Regions from separate parts of the Homo sapiens genome. Here region 2 is linked to region 1. A link is a loop called in an ENCODE intact Hi-C map of the cell type or tissue named here. Cell type or tissue: HepG2. All regions are shown on one strand. Each heading gives the region's core, and the rest is flanking DNA. Links, peaks and the distances in the headings are about the cores only.

Region 1 (10,232 bases), core at 2,233-10,232:
ATAGTATATCATCTATGGAGAACAGACAATACATATTTATATTACACACATTTATATGTTCCTAATAAGGTGTCTTTATTTAGTAGACAAATGTTGAACTTTTGCATATTAAAAATTATTACTCAAGGACTTTATGGAAATTCATATTTGTCTTAAAAAGAAAAATTATTTTATAACGTAATTCATCACTCCCAGATTTAAAAGCTTTCAACATTTAGGGGACATGGGATATTGTATTGCACTTTCTTAAAATAAAAAACAGTATCTTCATTTTTAACAAGAATGTTTTGTAGGCCAGGTGTGATGGCTCATGCCTATAATCCCAGTACTTCGGGAGGCCGAGGCGGGCGGATCACCTGAGGTCAGGAATGCGAAACCAGCCTGGCCAACATGGTGAAACATCTCTACTAAAAATACAAAATTAGCCAGACGTGGTGACGCATGCTTGTAATGCCAATACTTGGGAGGCTGAGGAAGGAGAATCACTTGAACCTGGGGTGCGGAGGTTGCACTGAGCTGAGATCGCGCCATTGCACTCCATCCTGGGCAACAAGAGTGAAATTCCATCTCAAAAAAAAAAAAAATGTTTGGTAGCTGAATTGCCATTTCCTTATTAACATGCGTTTTTCTATTGGTAATTGAACCTGTGACATTGTGTGATATATACGCTATTATTAAATTCTATTGAGAAGGCTTAGTTTTATATATGGCTTATATTTTTGTGATATTTGATTTTATGCATTACTATTTAGTTATTACAATCTAATAAAAATGTGGCAAATTAATTTTCTTCTTTAAAACTCTCCACATTAAAATATGTCTGTACTTTTACATTTTGATTGTGGTCACTGAAATAGCCCTTGAAAGAGACCTTTACTTCTTATATCATTTCTTATGAAGGATTGAATTTTAATATCCCATCAAAACTTGCTTTTTTCTTTTAATCTGTGAAAATGAATTTAATTTCAGCAGTAAAATTGACAGCATCCATTTTTATCTTTAATTAACTTTTCAGTTTGGCTTTCATCTTAAAGGCTCACGGCAGAATTTATTACCAAGCCATAATAGAAGTGCTGAATGGAAGATTCAGAGAAGCTGCCTAGCTCTGAATTTAGCTCAGTTGACCCCATTATAAAAAAGAAAAGTGAACAACATTGATATAAAAGACAACTCATTAGGCCATACCACTCACAGATGACAATGTTTATTTTTGATGTCTGCTATTTACTTGGCCTCCTAATTCCCTTTCCATGCACTCTCTTTTTAACTCCAAAGCACCAACTGCCCTTTACTTAAGGGTTTTGTAAGGATGAAAGTACGTCAGAGAATAATTGCTACATAAATAATAATAGCTACCATCTATTGAACACTCAAGCACTGTGCTAAGGACTTTATGAACTTTACATTCTGTGAGGCAGGTTTTATGGCACTGTTTAAAAAGTTAGTAATAGGGCTTAAAGAGATTAACTTTAGTTTAGTGAATGGTTAAGTCCTTGAAGTCAGGTCACCTGGATTCGAATCCCTGCCCACTATTTTCTAGCTCGCTAGCTCTCAGATCTTTGGATTCATTTATTCAGTGAAAGTAATGAGCAGAGGGAGTACAGGGCCCAACTTAGAGAGATTGCTTTCATACAAGAAGTGACGATCAGCCCAGTGCTGAAGGAGGAGTAGGAGTTAGGCAAGGCAGAGGAGGAGGAGGGGTGGAGAGAGATTAGTCCAGGCAGAGGGAACAGCATGTGTGAAGGCCCTAGGGTGGGACTGGGCTTGGTGGTTCCTGGACTGAAGGGGCCCATGTGGCTGGAATTTAGCATGCAAAGGGGAGGGGTGTGATGTGGAGTTTGTGAGCGTAGCGGGGGCCCCTCTAAGAATCATGACAAGGACTTGGGATTTTGTTTCTGTTTGAAGACAATCACTCAGGCTGCCATCTGGAGAGTGTGTTGGAGGATGCAGGGAAGGAGACCCAGTGAGAGGCTGGGGCAGGAGTCTAAGATAGAGATGCATTTGAATAAACTAGGAGTGGAAAGGAGATACAAGAGATGGATTCAAAATAAATTCAAGGCTGGCCAGGCACGGTGGCTCACACCTGTAATCCCAGCACCTTGGGATGCTGAGGCAGGTGGATCACCTGGAGTTCGAGACCAGCCTGACCAACATGGTGAAACACTATCTCTACTAAAAATACAAAATTAGCTGGGCCTGGTGGCGCATGCTTGTAATCTCAGCTACTTGGGAGGCTGAGGCAGGAGAATCACTTGAACCTGGGAGGCAGAGGTTGCAGTGAGTTGACATCGCACCATTGCACTCCAGCCTGGGCAACAAGAGTGAAACTCCTTCTTAAAAATAAATACATAAAAATAAATAAATAAATAAATAAATTCCAGGTAAATAGCACTTAGAGTTGAATTAGACTCGGTGGGTGAAGCAGAGGGAGGAACTCAGGATGACTTCCAGTTTTCTAGCTTGAGTAATTAGTCAGATGGTGGTATCATTGATTGAGATGGGAAGGCTAAGAGGATAACATGGTTTGGAACATCTTAAGTGACATAACTAAGTGATTATGATGTAAAGTACATAGTCAAATACACTGGAGCTCAGAGGTGAGATCAGCACCTATCTGAGTATGAATCTGGTCATCATCAATATATGGATGGTATTTACAGCCAGGGAAGTGAATAAGATCACTGAGGGGGGAAGTTTACAGAGACAGAATAGGTCCCAGATTTGAGCCTCTGGAATTTCCAACATGCAAAGCCTGGGTAGAAGAGGAGGAACCTGCCAAGAGAACTGAGAAGGTGTTGGCCAAAACAAGGATAATAAAAGTACCACTCCTGTAATATTGATACTAAATGAACTAGCATATTAAAACGTGTTTAAATTCTTACAGTCCCCATTACTTAGCAGTGTTAAGATAATTGTTAAATTCTACTTTCTATGGCAAGGTACTGACTGGCAAGTAGGTATTATAAAGGTGAACAAGACATAGCCCCGCTGGGTATGGTGGTTCACACTCCTAATCCCAGCATTCTGGGAGGCCGAGGTGGGAGGATCTCTTGAGCCCAGGAGTTTGAGACAAGCCTAGACAGCATAGTTAGACCTTGTCTCTACCAAAAAAAAAAAAAAAAGAAAGAAACAAACAAAAAAATCAAAACTAAAAAAATTAGCTGGTTGTAGGGGTGCACCCCTGTAATCCCAGCTACTTGATAGGCAGGGGAGGGAGGATCGCTTGAGTTTGAGCCCTGGAGGTTGAGGCCACAGTGAGCTATCATCACACTGCTACACACTCCAGCCTGGGCAAGAGTAAAGCCCTGTCTCTACTAGGAAAAAAAAAAAAAAAAAAAAAAAAAAAAGACATAGCCTCTAGGCTGAGAAATCCACTATCTAGTAGAGAACATAATTATGGAGAAATAGATAAAGAGAAGGCAGGTGGCATTTGAAATGAGCCTTGAAGAAAGCGTGGGTTTGGATATTCAGAAGAGGGGAGAAGGAAGGATAAATGAAGACAGGAAAGTGTAATAAAAATTCCACAATCTTCAGAGGAAAAGGTGGTGTCTGGGATGCAAGAACTGTGTAATAGTCCCTTTGGCTAAGTCTCAGAAAGTTGGTAGATAGATGCCACTTTAGGGGAACTTTGTAGGTGGTGGCTGCAGCAACAGCAGCAATTTTCATTGTCATTTGGTCAGCTAATGTCTCCTAGCAGTGTGAAGATGCCTGTTATCAGAGTCAGGTGTAGCACCATATCCAGCAACCATGAGTAATTGGCGTATCCCCCTGGAAAAACCATGTAAGATGTAGACATTATATTCTGATTATTTGTTTGGATTTTAAAATGCCCAACAAATGTCACGCTTTGCCTTTCACTTAATAGCAACAATTAATAGTGTTTTTCATAGATTATGTAAATAACCATCATTCTCATGATTATTGATATAACATCTAGGAGTTCCAATTATACTTGCAGTGGCTGCACTGACAACCATTTCATTCTAGTTTTGCCACTGACAGGTACTGTGACCTTCAGCAGTTATTCAACTCCTCTGTTTCAAATCAGTTAGCTGTAAAAGCAGAATAACATTTTAAAGTCATCCAAACACTGTTAGGATGAATTGCATAAGTGCCTGTAAGTCCCATAAATTCTTCAGAGTAAAATGTAAATTTGCAGTGAAAGGATGATAGGTACTGTCTTTCATTTCTGTGCAGAAGTGCAATTAATTACTAATCTGGTTAACATCTTGTGCATCCCTTTTCTGTGGCCCCTTTGTTTAAGTCCTGTTTAAACAGATTGGCTCCATTGGATGTAATTTACATTTTTCCAGCTGTATTTGGACCTAAGAAGAGCATCTTCACTGAATTTTGCTGTTTAGATTCTTTGCAACCAGGTTTAGTTTTTCACAGATTTACTAGTCTGGAGGGTGGAGTGAAATTTTTGCTCACAATGAGTCTTAGAGGTGTCACCTCCATAAAGCGTTCTGTGAAGAGTCAGCGGCTCCCTCTGCCACTGAAGTTTAAAGATAATTCGCCTGAATCCCTTCAGCCAAATGAAGCTTTCTAATTATGGACAGAGAGGATGAAATATAGGGTCTGGAGGGATTTGAGACGGGTTTCCAGCAGTCGGCACCAATCTCCACCAGAGGTGCTAAGTGTCTGTAGCAGATAGTCACTAATATTTACAAATGTTAATTGATGACAACACGGAGGGCGATGCCCACGTTTGAGGCGACTGCATATCATTTCCGGGGATGGCTTGAGTGAGTGTCAGAGCTGTACCTTCCCGAGTCCTCTAGTTTATCTGCCTCGGTTCCTCGCTTCCAGACGAGGAAACAGGCCCAGAGAGGAAAGTGACTTGCCCAGGGTTGTCTCGCTGGTCCACAACACAGGTCTCCTGGTGGGGACCCCTTGGCTGACACGACAGCCCCAGGAGGCAGTCAAGCTGCGACTGGTACTTCCTGGTGAGAAAGACTTGAGTGGGCAGCGGGGCCCATGGAGAGCGCTGCAGCCTGGAGCAAGTCCCCCACCACTGTGATTCTGCCCCAGCCTCCAGCTTGTTTCTTTCTGATCACAACTCGGAATTACTTTATTTACATTTTCTATCAGCTGGGAGCAATCTGTCCCTCTGCTTCCCCTTTTGGTGCTGAGCACAGAGCAGACATCAATGAATAGCTGTTATCTTAAGGTGTGCAGTGACTAGGCCAAGGACATCCGGTGGTTAGAGAAGGACGCGCCTGCGATGCCAGCCTCAAGTCTTTGCCTTCCTGGAACTCTGCTCCAGGGTCGCACCTGCCCAAAGGAAGGCCTGGAGGCGGGGGCCAGGGCGATGGGGCTGGGCCAGGCGTGGAAAAAGAGGAGCTAGGAGCAGACAGGGTTGGACCAGAGGCGGGGCGGGGTGGGGAAAGGGTTGGTGGGGATCGGAGGCGGGGCTATGAATAGACCGGACTGGGCCAAAAGGAACAAGGCGAGGATTGGGCGGGGCCAGAGGGAAATAGGGGCGGGGCTAGGCGCCGGGAGCTTCCACATGCGTCCCGAGCCCGCCAGAAGCTGCTAGGCTGAGGCTGCTGTCCCGGCGGGAGCTGTGGCGCGGAGCGGCCCCTCTGCTGCGTCTGCCCTCGTTTTGTCTCACGACTCACACTCAGTGCTCCATTCCCCAAGAGTTCGCGTTCCCCGCGCGGCGGTCGAGAGGCGGCTGCCCGCGGTCCCGCGCGGGCGCGGGGCGATGGCGGCGCGGGGGTCAGGGCCCCGCGCGCTCCGCCTGCTGCTCTTGGTCCAGCTGGTCGCGGGGCGCTGCGGTCTAGCGGGCGCGGCGGGCGGCGCGCAGAGAGGTAAGCCCGGGCTGCAGAGGGGCGGGGCGGGAGCTGGCCCGGACTCCACATCGCGGTGCCCAGGAAGCCGCCAGGCGACGGCCGCCGGAAAACCTGGTTGCGAGGGGAGGTGGGTTTTTTTCTCCTGGGGGCTTGGAGTGAGGTTTCAGTTTAAATGTCCAGATTTGCTCATTTAAATGCAGAGAAAGGGCTACTTGGGTGGGTTTTCTTTGTTGTTCCACGACCTGCATCGCTGGAGACTACGAGGCTGGCTTAGCGTATACTTCCACACAACTTTTTCAGTAAAAGATGCCACTCTTGTCCAGCAGGGCTTTCCTGTCCTGGTGGCAGCCAAGCTTCCCATTTTGTTGCCCATTTACGGGATATAGAGACTCTGGGGTTCATTCTAGGGGTTGGGACTTATCTTCCACCTCCTGCCCGCCGCCTCTTCCTCCATCCCTGTCCCCTACCCACCGCAGCATTTGAAAACCTTTCCTTTCGCCGGAGATGAAAGGTGTGTGTTGTAGCAGGCTAGGCGGCCAACTTCCCTGGCTTCGGGGCTAATCGTTTGCATCCAGAGTTCCTCACTAGCTCCTTAGAGCACAGCTTTTTTCAGCCTGCTGTTTTTCAAGAGGTTTTGGACAGGAATGGAAACAACAAAAGAAATCGCGTAGTCCTACATGTTTCAAGTGCTTGGGAAAGTTTTAGAGTCAGTTCTCTCAATACCTTGAAGAAAAACACGTTTGTGGAGCAGCTATGGTGTGATCTAAACGTAGAAAAGCTAAGCATCCGTTAAGCAAGATATGATTACAGAAGTTCACTACGTCTGTATTTCAGGTTTTATGAGTGAGTTTCTTAAATAGTGGAAATATTGCAAGAACCTTTTCTTGCCTTTCCTTTGTTAAGGTTTTTAATCTATGGCTCCTGATTTTAGGAAGTAATAAGACTAGAATAATTCATTGCAGGATGTATTGCTTAGTGTAGACCGAAGAGAAATAAGATGGAGGGTGATTTAAACAAATGAAGAAAATCCTGGGCAGAGAGAGTTAAACAGAAAGAAAGGAATGTGATTTTGGAGCCAGGCAAACCTGTATTCAAATTATGGCTCTGGTGCATCCTGACTGGACGAACTTCTCTCAGCTGTTTTCCTTCTTTAAGAAATGGCGGGCCGGGCGCGGTGGCTCACGCCTGTAATCCCAGCACTTTGGGAGGCCGAGGCGGGCAGATCACGAGGTCAGGAGATCGAGACCATCCTGGCTAACACAGTGAAACCCCGTCTCTACTAAAAATACAAAAAAATTAGCCGGGCGTGGTGGTGCGCGCCTGTAGTCCCAGCTACTCGGGAGGCTGAGGCAGGAGAATGACGTGAACCCGAGAGGCGGAGGTTACAGTGAGCCGAGATCGCGCCACTGCACTCCAGCCTGGGCAACACAGCGAGACTCCGTCTCAAAAAAAAAAAAAAAGAAAAGAAAAGAAATGGGGGTAATAATCATGCTTACCTCTCAGAGTTCTTTTGAGGATTAAATAATGCATATAAAATGCCAGGCACAGTGCCTGACACTCGAGAAAATGGTAGTTCTCTACCCCTTTTGATGAAACTGAACTTTAAAAATCTGTTTCATGTCTTTTAATATAGAACACTGTAGCCAAGCATTAAATAGTGTAAATAGCTATCTCCCTTCATGCATGGTGTTCAGTGTTATAACAAAGTGAAATCGATTAGTTCCTGCTTTCTGCCCCACTTAGTTAATATCTCTCTCATAATAACCATCTGGTTCTATTGCACTTCTGTTTCCTCCTGCTTCCACGTAAGCTCCTTAAGAACTGTGATTCTTGTTTATCTTTGTATCGCCAACACCTGCCTTAATGTAGGAGCCCAGTGAAGGTTTGCGGAAGGAAGGAGTGGAACAGTATTACCTCTCTGGATATTAGTTTCTCCATCTGGATGGTGAGGGGCCATTAAAGGATCCCCCTTCCACCTTGAAAATTATAAGATTCTGTGTGCTCTTAGAAGTGATCATCTTGAAGAACAAAGTGATACTGAATGGATGATGTAATTGCACACTTGCTCTTAACTGTTAATATGCATTTGTGTACAACTGTCGTTCCATGTGGGTGGCTGAAAGTACTGTCTGGAAATAGGAGACCTGCCACTCGCTGTCTGTGTTTCCTTGGACGTATTACTTGACCTTGCTGATTCTTTGTTTCTCTCTCTTTAAAATGAAAGGGCGGTAGTAGATGTTTTTAAGTCAACTTTAAGTTTTTTAAGTTCAAATATAATTACCTTTATTTTTACAATTTATTGTTTTCATATTCGTCTTAGGTTCTTAATAGTAACTTTTCCCTGTGGTTTTCTGTGAGCCAGTTCCCAGGTAAAGAGAATATCTAGTCAGCCCGCAGCTATTATTTGGCTGATGAACGGTCACAGAGCTGTGGAAAGTGGCTCAGGAGACAATTAAAGTATAATATATTAAAGTATAATGAACTAGTACATCAAGATAATACAAGCATTTTAAACTGACCTGTGATTGGGACAGTGATTATGGAAGTTAGATAGTCATTAACTACCTAACTAGTTATATTTCTTACTATTTCTTAGCTATGTGACATTTTAAAGCCAATGGTTATATTTCTTAGCTGTGTGACATTTTATTTTTTTAATTTTTTTTTTAAAATATTACTTTAAGTTCTGGGATACATGTGCAGAACCTGCAGGTTTGTTACATAGGTATACATGTGCCATGGTGGTTTGCTACACCTATCAACCTGTCATCTAGGTTTTAAGCCCCACATGCATTAGGTATTTGTCCTAATGCTCTCCCTCCCCTTGCCCCCAACCTCCCGACAGACCCTGATGTGTGATGTTCCCCTCCCTGTGTCCATGGATTCTCATTGTTCAACTCCCACTTATGAAAGAGAACATGCGGTGTTTGGTGTCTGTTCCTGTGTTAGTTTGCTGAGCATGATGGTTTCCAGCTTCATCCATGTCCCTGCAAAGGACATGAACTCATTCTTTTTTATGGCTGCACGCTATGTGACATTTTAAATGGCTGAACCTTAATTTTAATTACTATATGTAGTGGCTGAAAATGAAATAGGAAAATGAAATAATTCATAGAAAATGAGAGCTATGAAAGATTTTTTTCTTCTCATCTTTAGTCATTTTCATTAACATTTTCAGAAGCTAACAGAAATACACACATACTGACTGTCAGTTTTACTTTTGTTATATATATGTCCTTACGTAAACTTTATACACAATTTAATTTGCAATTTAAAATTATTTTGATTTCCAAGAAATACTAAATATGTGAACTAGACTGAGCAGCTGGAGGGTAGGATTTCATTTGTCTGTGTATTTCCTGATACACTGCAGATATACCTGCATTTATTAATGTAGCCTATGGATTGAACTCTGAGCTTTTTTTCAACCTATAATCTACAAATGAGATCTAGCAAGTAATTTTTTATAATTAGGATATGAAGTTTTAGTTCAGTAATTTCAGTACAGAACTTTTTCTTCTAATAGCATTATTTTTCTTAAAGCATTGGAATTAAATTATCAGATGATAGTTTAAGTTCACTATTAAATAAGCATGTCGACAATTAGAGTTGTTAAATATTGGAATTTTTTTTTTTTTTTTTTTGAGACGGAGTCTTGCACTGTTGCCCAGGTTGGAGTGCAGTGGTGCAATCTCGGCTCACTGCAAGCTCTGCCTCCCGGGTTCACGCCGTTCTCCTGCCTCAGCCTCCCAAGTAGCTGGGACTACAGGCACCCGCCACCACGCCTGGCTAATTTTTTGTATTTTTAGTAGAGACGGGGTTTCACCATGTTAGCCAGGATGGTCTCGATCTCCTGACCTCATGACCCGCCCGCCTCGGCGTCCCAAAGTGCTGGGATTACAGGTGTGAGCCACCGTGCCCGGCCTGGAATTGTTTTTGAAAGAAGTTTAGAATTTGTTTCTTTAAACATCTGTTCCACAGAACAGCATGGGTATAGTGTTTTTTTTGTTTTTGTTTTTGTTTTTTTTCTTGAGACAGAGTCTCACTCTGTCGCCCAGGCTGGAGTGCAGTGGCATGATCTTGTCTCACTGCAGCCTCTGCCTCTGGGTTCAAGTGATTCTCCTGCCTCAGCCTCCCAAGTAGCTGGGATTACAGGCATGTGCCACCATGCCTGGCTAATTTTTGTATTTTTAGTAGAGATGGGGTTTCTCCATTTTGGCCAGGCTGGTCTTGAAAACTCCTGACCTCAGGTGATCCGCCTGCCTCGGCCTCCCAAAGTGTTGGGATTACAGGCGTGAGCCACCGCGCCTGGCCTGGGTATAGTTTTATAATGACAATATGATAGAAAGGATTATTTAAAATCATCCTTTTCTGTTCTATGATGAAAAATGTTAATTTAGATGTTTTGTTCTCCTTTGAGGAAACATGATATTGTTT
Region 2 (10,232 bases), core at 908-8,907, 59 kb before region 1:
GGTATAAAGAAATGCCTGAGACTGGGTAATTTATTTTAAAAAGAGGTTTAATTGGCTCATGGTTCTGCAGGATGTACAGGAAGCATGATGCTGGCATCTGCTTGGCTTCTGGGGAGGCCTCAGGAAACTTACAATCAAGGTGGAAGATTAAGTGGGAGCAAGCACTTCACGTGGCCAGAGCAGGAGGAACAGAGAGACAGGGGAGGTGCCACACACTTTTAAACAACTAGATCTCAGGAGAACTCACTATTGGGACAACACCAAGGGGGATGGTGTTAAACCATAAGAAACCACCCCCATAATCCAGTCACCTCCCACCAGGCCCCACCTCCAACACTGGGGATTACAATCCGACATGAGATTTGGGCGGGGACACTCATCCAAAAAGACGTATCCTTTCTTCCCACTATTATTAGCAACCTAAAAGAGTAAGGTTTATTTCTTAGAATTCAGTAATCATAAACCATAATTGGCACTTTATTAGAATTTTCTAAGGATTCCAATTTAGTATTCTAAGAAGTTTGCATTACCTAAAGGCTAATACCAACATAGGCACAAGCTGATAGTTTGAATATGCAGTCTAGGAGGAAACTTAAGAGCTTCATCAGTGTAGCATTTAGTTGGTTTACAGTTTTCACTTGATGCTAATTTTGCTTTTTAATTACAAAGTAGCTTCAGATTTACCATTTTGATTTGATGTATGTTGTAAACCTGTGTTCTGTACTTGAAAAATGCATTTATTGCAAAAGCAGATGCATATGTAATTCTCACAAAATTTGCTGGTATAATGACAAGTGTGGCCAGGCGAGGTGGTTCACACTTTGGGAGGCCAAGGCAGGAGGCAGGAGGATCACTTGAAGTCAGGAATTTGACCCCACCCTGGGCAACATAGCAAGACCCTGTTTCTTAAAAAATAATAATAATTAGTTTGGTGTGGTGCTGTGCACCTGTAGTCCCAGCTAGTTGGGAGGCTGAGGCAGGAGGATCGCTTGAGCCTAGGTTGAGGCTGCAGTGAGCTATGATTTATGCCACTGCACTCCAGCCTGGGTGACAGCAAGACCCTGTCTTTTAAATAAGTGTGTTGTCACTGTGAATTTTGTGTTTATGTGGTGTTAGTACTGAATTTTAAGCATTTTTTTCAGTATTTCCCTATCAATATCTATATGATCTGTGGCAGGGTCCCTTTTTATTACCAATATTGGTAATTTGTGTTTTCTTTTTTTTCCTTGATTAGTCTTTCTAAAGGGTTAGAAATTGAGTTAATTTTTTAAAGAGCCAATTTTTTACATTATTTTCTCCATTGTTTTCTGGTTTTTTGTTTGGTTTTGGTTTTGGATTTTTTTTTTTTTTTTTTCTTTTTGAGACGGAATCTGGCTCTGTTGCCCAGGCTGGAGTGCAATGGTGCGATCTCGGCTCACTGCAACCTCCACCTCCCGGGTTCAAGTGATTCTCCTGCCTCAGCCTCCCGAGTAGCTGTGATTACAGGCATGCGCCACCATGTCTGGCTAATTTGTTTTGTATTTTTAGTAGAGACGGGGTTTCACCATGTTGGCCAGGGTGGTCTCAAACTCCTGACCTTGTGATCCGCCCACCGGGGCCTCCCAAAGTGCTGGGATTACAGGCATGAGCCACCGTGCCCGGTTTGTTTTGTTTTATTGGTTTCTGCTCTGAAGTATTTCCTTTCTGTTACTTATTTAATTTCCTCCTTTCCCCCAGCTTTGTAACACTTTTCCTCCAATGTAAATGTAAATATTTAAATTTTCCTCTAAGTGCTGCTTTAGCTGTAGCCCACCGTGGAAACTAAAGCCAATTTTGAGCATTTTAAACAACTTGTAATATATAAAGGAAGTATCATAAAACTGCTGGGATATTGTTTTATGAGACATTGTTTTATAATGTAAAATCATGTCCATAATCTCACTGCAAATTGTTCATTTTGTTTCACTCCAGTTTTGTTTTTTTTTTTTTTTTATCGCTGAGCTCTTTTTTAAAAAAATTATAAAAATAGAGGTGGGGGTCTCACTGTGTTGCCCAGGCTGGTCTTGAACGCCTGGCCTCAATCAGTCCTCCCACCTCAGCCTCCCAGACTGCTGGGATTACAGGCATGAGCCACCATGACCAGCCACTGAGCTATGTTTGAGAGCAACTACTTAAAAGTGCTCCAGTAGCCAACTGAAGAAACGTTAATACAATGACATGACATTTTTCCCCCCTAGAAACGGGTCTCACTATGTGGCCCAGGCTGACCTCGAACTCCTGGGCTCAAGCACTTTTCCTGCCCAAGCCTCCTGGAGTAGCTGGGACTATAGACATGCAACACCATGCCCCGCTTAAAATGACATATCTGGCCGGACACGGTGGCTCACACCTGTAATCCCAGCACTTTGGGATGCCAAGGCGGGCGGATCACGAGGTCAGTTCGAGACCAGCCTGGCCAACATAGTGAAACCCCGTGTCTACTAAAAATACAAAAATTAGCTGGGTATGGTGGCATGTGCCTGTAGTCCCAGCTACTCGGGAGGCTGAGGCGGGAGAATCGCTTGAACCCAGGAGGCGGTGGTTGCAGTGAGCTGAGACCGCACTGTTGTACTCCAGGCTGGGCGACAGAGCAAGACTCTGTCTCAAGAAAAAAAAAAAAAATGACAACGCATCTTGTCTTACATTGGTGGAACTTTTTAAAATGTTGTAAATGTTGTAAATGTTTAAAATCCAATGTTGGTATTATTGAGAGGAAAACATGATTTGACAACATGTATTAAGAGGCTTAGACCGGGTGCAGTGGCTCACGCCCCTAATCCCAACATTTTGCCAGGCTGAGGTGGGAGGATTGCTTAACCCAGGAGTTCAAGACCAGCCTGGGAAACATGGCGAAACCCGTCTCTACAAAAAATTAGCCGGACGTGGTGATGCGCACCTGTAGTCCCAGCTACTCGGGAGGCTGAGGTGGGTGGATCCCTTGACCCCAGGAGGCGGAGGTTGCAGTGGGCTGAGATCACGCCACTGCACTCCCGAGTGACAGAGTGAGACCCTGTCTCAAAAAATAAAAAGGCCTTAAAAGTGTTTATTCTCTTATACCTAGTAATATGATGCTGAGCAGTTTTAAACACATAAAGTGCACGAAAGATTTATGTATGAGGATATTATTATTTTTTTTTTTTTTTGAGACGGAGTCTCGCTCCGTCGCCCAGGATGGAGTGCAATGGCGCGATCTCGGCTCACTGTAAGCTCCGCCTCCTGGGTTCACACCATTCTGCTTCAGCCTCCCGAGTAGCTGGGACTCTAGGTGCCCGCCACCATGCCCGGCTAATTTTTTTGTATTCTTAGTACAGACGGGGTTTCACCGTGTTAGCCAGGATGGTCTCGATCTCCTGACCTTGTGATCCGCCTGCCTCGGCCTCCCAAAGTGCTGGGATTACAGGCGTGAGCCACCGCGCCCGGCCGAGGATATTCTTTAAAACAAGGAAATGGTCACTTAAAGTGAAAAAGGCAATTTACAAAGTACATTTTTTTTTTTCTTTTTTGAGACAGTATTGCTCTGTCATGCAGGCTGGAGTGCAGTGGTGCGATCTCGGCTCACTGCAAACTCCATCTCCCAGGTTCAAGCGATTCTCCTACCTCAGCCTCCTAGGAGCTGGGATTACAGGCGCTAGCCACCACGCACGGCTAATTTTTGTCTTTTTAGTAGAGATGGGGTTTCACCATGTTATCCAGGCGGGTCTCAAACTCCTGAACTCAAGTAAGCCACCTCCATCGGCCTCCCCAAATGCTCGGATTACAGGCGTGAGCCACCACACCCTACCAAATACTATATTTCAGAAGAATTCAGGGAGTGGAAATGCACATACCAAAGAGGGCAGTTGTGGATCCAATAGCCCTGCCTCCAATTCTCACAATTTCCAGATTCAATCTTAATTCCCATTCCCTCATCCCAAGAGAAGTAGAGAAAGACCAGTAGAGCTGGAATAATGACAGGTGGAAATAACTCAGAAGCCACTCAAGGCAAAAAGCATGCAGAGGGGCCTAAGGGAGCCAATAGGATTCCAATTCTGGTTACAGAAAAATCCAAGTCAAAATCACTCTTTGACAATCTAAAGGAATGAGATATTAATTATGTTCCCCTGGGGTTGTGAAAAACAGCCCTGCCTTTTGGAGATTAGAAGTGAAGCAGGTAAGAACCATATCTAAAGCAGGAGAAGAAGCTTCCCTCAGTAGGTGGTTGATAGGGGTCTGGGAATCATCCAAGTTAATCAGGGTGACTATAGATAATCCGAGTGTGTTATATCCTGACAGAAAACAAAGGGTGGATGTGCATTGGCAAAAACAAAATAAGAAACCAATTTGCAGGCATGAGTGGACCAGTACCCAGGACTCTCTTCCAGTAGCCTACAGTAGATAGAGGGCTCTGACTTATCGGAGAAGTCCTGCTTGGCTGGAGAAGGGCATCAAGCTGTTTATCAGCGCCTCATGCCCTTAACAGTTAAGACCATCCAACTAACCTGGCTGTTACTCCATGAATCTCGTGCAGCTTTCTGAAAATCATGGGGTCTCTGCGGACTTTCCTGCAGAAAGAGAGCCCACTGATTCCACTACCTAGATAAAGGCGTGGTGGTGGGCCCCTGTAATCCCAACTACTCGGTGTAAGAATTAAAGAAAGAGGAAAGAAACACGAAAAGTGGCTTGGTGGTCATAAGAGGTTTATTTTAGAGAAAACCTGAGAGGGGCGTCTGGCCAAGTTAGGTCAGAGGCACACTCTCTTACAGACTAAGTAAGTTTTTAAGGATTCGGAGTGGGAGAGTTTATCAGAGGCTTGGACTGCTTCTGTGTCTCTTTGTTGTGCTTATCTCGGAGGGAGAGTTGTGTGTCTGTTCCCATACATCTTTCTGCAGCTGCAGACATACCCCCTGAGTCTAATTTTTGTATTTTTAGTAGAGAGGGGTTTCACCATGTTGGCCAGGCTGGTCTCGAACTCCTGACCTCAGGTGATCCTCCCGCCTCGGTCTCCCAAATTTCTGGGATTACAGGCGTGAGCCATCTGCGCCCTGCCTAAACTGTTCGGGTTCTAACATTCCAGCATCCTCCTGCGGAACGCAGCCAGGCCTTACTCAGGCCTTCCAATCAGGACCCTTACAGTTCCTGGGGCTGGGATTGCGAGTCTCTCTGGGGCCACGCTTTCTAAGCGTATCACTTCCAGGATACGTGCCTCCAACAGAAGGAATGAAGGCTAGGAAACAAAAACGTGGATGCGGGTGAGGAGCTGTCAGTGTTACCGCCACGACAACGTGGACCCTGCGAAACTCGGAGGTGCCACTCAAGAGCCGAAAGCCTGCCCACTCGGGGTGGGGCGGCAACCCGGAGAGCCAATCAGGAATAAGGAGTCCGGTTCATGAAAAGGTAGCCGGATTCTGACTGGGATACTCACTGTGAGAAGGCTGGGCGGAGTTGCAGAAAGTCAACAGAAGCCGAATCTCTGAATTTCTGTTCGCAGCCTCCTAGGCGGGGCCGGGAAAAAAATCCAGTAGTCTGCGCTGACTGGGCGGCGAGGGACCGGGAGGAGCCAATCAGAAGTCAGGACTCGCGGGGCTTGGAGGAGGGGCGCGGGCGCTGCGGCCCCTGCTCTACCTCCTAGCGCCGGTGCGCGGCCGAGGCCGCACTACCTGTCTGCGGGAAAGCGGGATCCACCCCAGGACGTCGGGTCGCTGCCGGTGAGCCAAGGAGGGGGAAGCAGAGACGAGCCCTGCGTCCCCGCTGCGGGAGTCGGGGTCGCCCCCGAGGGCAGGGAGGCTCGCTGCAAGTGTGGAGCCGGGAGTCCTATGCCTCAGGCTCCTCCAGCCCGCGCTATCCTCAGCTCGCTGCGTGCGTGATGGGCAAGTCACCCTTCTTCCCGGACCTCACCTGTAACCTAGGAGGGCTGAGCTGGGCCCCCAGAATGAAAGCGTGGCACCCGAGAAGCTGTCGAGGCCAGCCCTCCCGGGTCTGTGTGGGGTCGCTGGCCGAGGGCTGTGCCGGCGCCTGGCCGGTGTCTACTGGGAGCAGTCTCTGAGCTCCGCTGAACCTCACTTACTCATGCGCCCTCCTCCTCTCTTTTCCTGCCTCTTGGTTCAGCAGCCCCTCTGCAGCCCGCTCACCCACCACTTTTTCCCCTTCACCCACCAGGAAGACCCTTAAAAGCACCTAGTAATGCACTGTTGTCTTTGAAAAACTGCAGATGCTAGATTCCCCACCTTTCTGTTTCATGATCCCCTTGGGGTTGAACTGCCCCGTGAGTCTGTGGAATGAAGGTCACCCTTGGTTCACCATTTAATATTAAATAAGGGACTAGCCTAGGGGCTGAGAATACAGAGATTGACTGGGTATAATCCCTTGGAAGGACGCAGCAAAAGGGAATGTAGGAGAAGAAAGGTAGAGTTGGAAGACATGCTAAGGTAGAATTTACTAGACTTTGTTACACGTTGGGAGTGAGGGACAGGAAAGAATCAAGAATGACTCCTGTTTCTTGTCTGGTATACTTTGCACAAAGTACAGAGCTTAAGTTCCAGCCCCCTCCCGGCTGCAGGACAAAGGTGGTGAGATTCTGACGCAGATCTTGGAGTTGGAAATCACACTTGCTTCCTGCGGGCTTTTTCAGGAGCTAAATACTGTTGGCCGGATATATAGACCAACAGCCTATAGTACCTGAATTCCTCCTCTCCCTTTCAATGAAGTAGGAAAAAAAGTTAATAATTTTTAAAAATGTGTGAGTGGGCAACATAGCGAGACACTGTCTCTAAAAAAATAAAAATAATAAAATCAAAAAGACAGCCATGATGGCTTGCACCTGTAATCCCAGCACTTTGGGAGACCAAGGTAGGAGGATTGCTTGAGCCCAGAAGTTCGAGACCAGCCTGGGCAACATAGTGGGACCCTCTCTCTCCAAAAAAAAAAAAAAAAAAAAGGCCAGGCATGGTGGCACCTGCCTGCAGTCCCAGCTATTTGGGAAGCTCAGGTGGGAGGATCCCTTGAGCCCAGGAGTTGGAAGCTGCAGTAAGCAGTGATTGTGCCACTGTACTCCAGACTGGGTGACAGAGACCTTGTCTCAAAAACAAAAAAAAAAAAATTCCCCTCCATACAAAGGAGACATTTGGTTAAGACAGACATGTCTGATAAACATATTTTTTTCTTTGTTTTTATTTACTCTCAAGAGTTGACTTGATCTGTGCCATTAGTTCTATGATATGGAGCGCTTATATAAAGAAAAAAGGCGAACTTAAAGAACTTTAGTGGCATGGAATACTAGAGCTAGAGGAGACTTTTAGTAATAATCTAATCCAACTCTGTTTTAGAGGAGACATGACTAGTCCAGAGTTTCAGAGGTTAGGTAGCAGAACTGGGACTAAAATATGTCCTATTTCTCCCAGCACAGCCTTTTATTACATCAGTCTATTTGGATGGCCAGAGCTAACAACCTTGCTTTACATGGCTATGGAAAACAGCGCTCTCCTAAGAGGAGCTTAACAAGTCAAAGATTGTATGGGAACATCTGGAATAGAAAGGAGATTGGCCTTCACCAGTTGCCTCTAAGGTTCCTTACAACTTTAAGAACTTATCATTCATTTCAAATTCAGAATTGTTCTGACATCGTTAACGCTTTGGGAGTTGAAAATGACTCCAGGATTTCATCTTGGAGTTAATGCTTCAGTCCATATTGCATTTTGAATACTTACCTTATACCAGTTTACATATCTCCAGAAAGAATGTTAAAATTCCTTGTAAAGTTTTAAGCCTAAATACAGTGTGACAGGATATGTTGGTTCCCAGAAGTTTCAAGTGCAAAGATTGTTTTGAAACTCCATTTAGGCTTTGTCACAGTACCTTCAGTGAACAAAATCTGAACGGCTTAACTTGCTTCTGAAAGCAAATGCCTGGTTAGAAAGTAAACAGGAAACATGATTGTCAAGAAGGCATTAACTTGCAGTAACAGGTGATGGAAACCGATCAGTGGCACAAGCTATGCAAGTTAAGAGGCTGGAGCAATCACTTTGGGTAGGAGGATCAGGGAAGGCCATGGCAGGGGCTAGGGGGTGGTTAGCGTTTGAGGGTTACCTCTCCCTTATTTTCTCTTCTCTTTTTTTTTCTTTCTTTCTTTTCTTTCTTTCTCTCTCTCTCTTTCTTCTTTCTTTTCTTTCTTTCTTTCTTTCTTCTTTCTCTTGCTCTCTCTTCTCTCTTTTCTTTCTTTTCTTTACTTTTCTTTCTTTTTGATGGAATTTTGGTCTTTCGCCCAGGTTGGAGTGAAGTGACGCAGTCTCATCTCACTGCAACCTCCACCCCTCTGGGTTCCAGTGATTCTCCTGCCGCAGCCTCCTGAGTAGCTGGAATTATAGGCGCCGGCCACCATGCCCGGCTAATTTTTTTTTTATTTTTATTTTTATTTTTAGTAGAGATGGGGTTTCGCCATGTTGGCCAGGCTGGTCTCAAACTCCTGACCTCAGGTGATCCACCCACCTCAGCCTCCCAAAGTGGTGGGATTACAGGCGTGAACCACTGTCTTTACCTACCCTTATTTTAACTTGAGTCATCAGGCCATAGTCCTAGGACTGAGGCAGGGAGGGGGTCATATAGGAGATTTCTGGTATATCTCCCTGAATGTTATCCCCTTTCCCTCACTGGAGTTAGGTGGGTTTTTGCTATGATACAGCCAAATAAATTAGGCATTAACAGGCATATGGTCTGATTTTTAGAGTTCCAAGAAAGTCCTAAGATCCACCTCCTCTGTCCTAGCCAATTTCTCAGAAGCGCTCTTTCTTTTTTAGAGGTAAATTTTACATTCAGTGATATTCACAGATCTTACTAGTTTACTTAGGTTTTAAGTTAAGTTTTGACAAATGTAAGCCATGTCGCCAAAGCCTAATCAAGATGTAGAACACTTGCCTCTCAGAAAGTTCTCTCATGCCCCTTCCCTGTCAGAAGCAATACATCTTCCACTTTCCACAAAAGCTAACTCTTCATGAGATTCTTTTTTTTTTTTTTTTTTTTTTTTTTAAATAGAGAAGCGGGTCTCATTATGTTGCCCAGACTAGTCTCGAACTCCTAGCCTTGAGTGTTCTCCCACCTTGGCTTCCCAAAGTGCTGGCTGGGATTACAGGTATGAGCCACTGTGCCCAGCCCATAAGATTATTTTTATATAGTACTGTATCCCCTGAACAGCAATCAAAACATACCCTAAAATGCAGCTCACCCTCACGATGTTATCAATTATTTACAACTTAGTATGAAAGAAGGATTAGAATAAAACTATTTTGGGAAAACAGCATGAGATTCTAACGACCTTAAATATTTGGTTCCTGAAGCATGTTCAGAAGACCTACATTGTCTTTCATATGTAGCTGGATGCTCAGAAAATATACCAGGTGTGGGTAGCAGAGGGTGGAATTACCAAGAGAAAGAAAACAGTCTCCTCCCCCGCCCATGTATCCAAATCATACTTAAAAATTCAAGGCCCAGCGTGGTGGCTCATGCCTGTAATCCCAGCACTTTGGGATTACAAAGCAGAGGCAGGCAGATCACTTAAGCCCAGAAATTCAAGACCAGCCTGGCCAACATGGTGAAAGCCTGTCTCTGCAAAAAATACAAAAAATTAGCCTGATATGGTGGCTTCTGTAGTCCCAGCCACCTAGGAGGCTGAGGTTCAGGATCATTGAGCCTGGTGGTTGAGGCTGCAGTGAGTTGTAGTCATGCTATTGCACTCCAGCCTGGGCGACAGAGCAAGACCCTGTCTGAAAAAAATAAAAAAAAAAAAATCAATTCAGGCCAGGTCCAGTGGCTCACACCTGTAATCCCAGCACTTTGGGAGGCGTAAGTGGGAGGATCGCTTGAGACCAGGAGTTTGAGACCAACCTGGGCAACAAAGTGAGACCCCCATCTCTATCTTTAAAGATAAAAATTCAAATCTATCTTCTCAAGAATGTCTTCCCTTAGGCTGTAGTAATTTCTCTCCCTCTCAGCTTCTGTCACAGTTTTGGCAGATATTAATTTCATAGGTCACAAACTCAAATGTAACTTTATTTTTTGTAATTGACCTTAATTTTAATTTTAAGCCCCTATTCCTCTCAGCAGTGGAAAACATATTCTTTACAATTTAAGGTAAACTCAGTCACTTCAGTGTTGATTCAGTCATTTCAGGTTAATACGTATAGTTAATACAGGGTTTTCTTTGGTTCTCTGGCCTTATCTCCTCCAGTGACTCACACAATACTTAG

Evidence for each region. Peaks named below come from ENCODE experiments on the same cell type or tissue, not always from the same donor. Only the 100,000 strongest peaks of a DNase experiment are listed, where the experiment ranks them.
Region 2: it touches region 1 in a loop (2.8-fold over the local background); 5 of 110 quality-filtered maps call a loop at or near these places.

Annotation. Positions count from the first base shown.
Region 1 is chr15:78,560,013-78,570,244 of GRCh38, forward strand. CHRNA5 (cholinergic receptor nicotinic alpha 5 subunit) reads left to right here and starts at 5,508. Exons shown (of 6, transcript NM_000745.4): 1 at 5,508-5,813. The coding sequence starts at 5,708. RefSeq lists an enhancer at 4,706-4,895 and a silencer at 5,706-5,795. In HepG2, for the core only: no CTCF peak of the experiment used is centred there; a DNase peak (open chromatin) is centred at 5,459; H3K4me3 peaks cover 1,719 bases.
Region 2 is chr15:78,501,970-78,512,201 of GRCh38, forward strand. HYKK (hydroxylysine kinase) reads left to right here and starts at 5,608. Exons shown (of 5, transcript NM_001013619.4): 1 at 5,608-5,702. In HepG2, for the core only: no CTCF peak of the experiment used is centred there; a DNase peak (open chromatin) is centred at 5,452; H3K4me3 peaks cover 1,869 bases.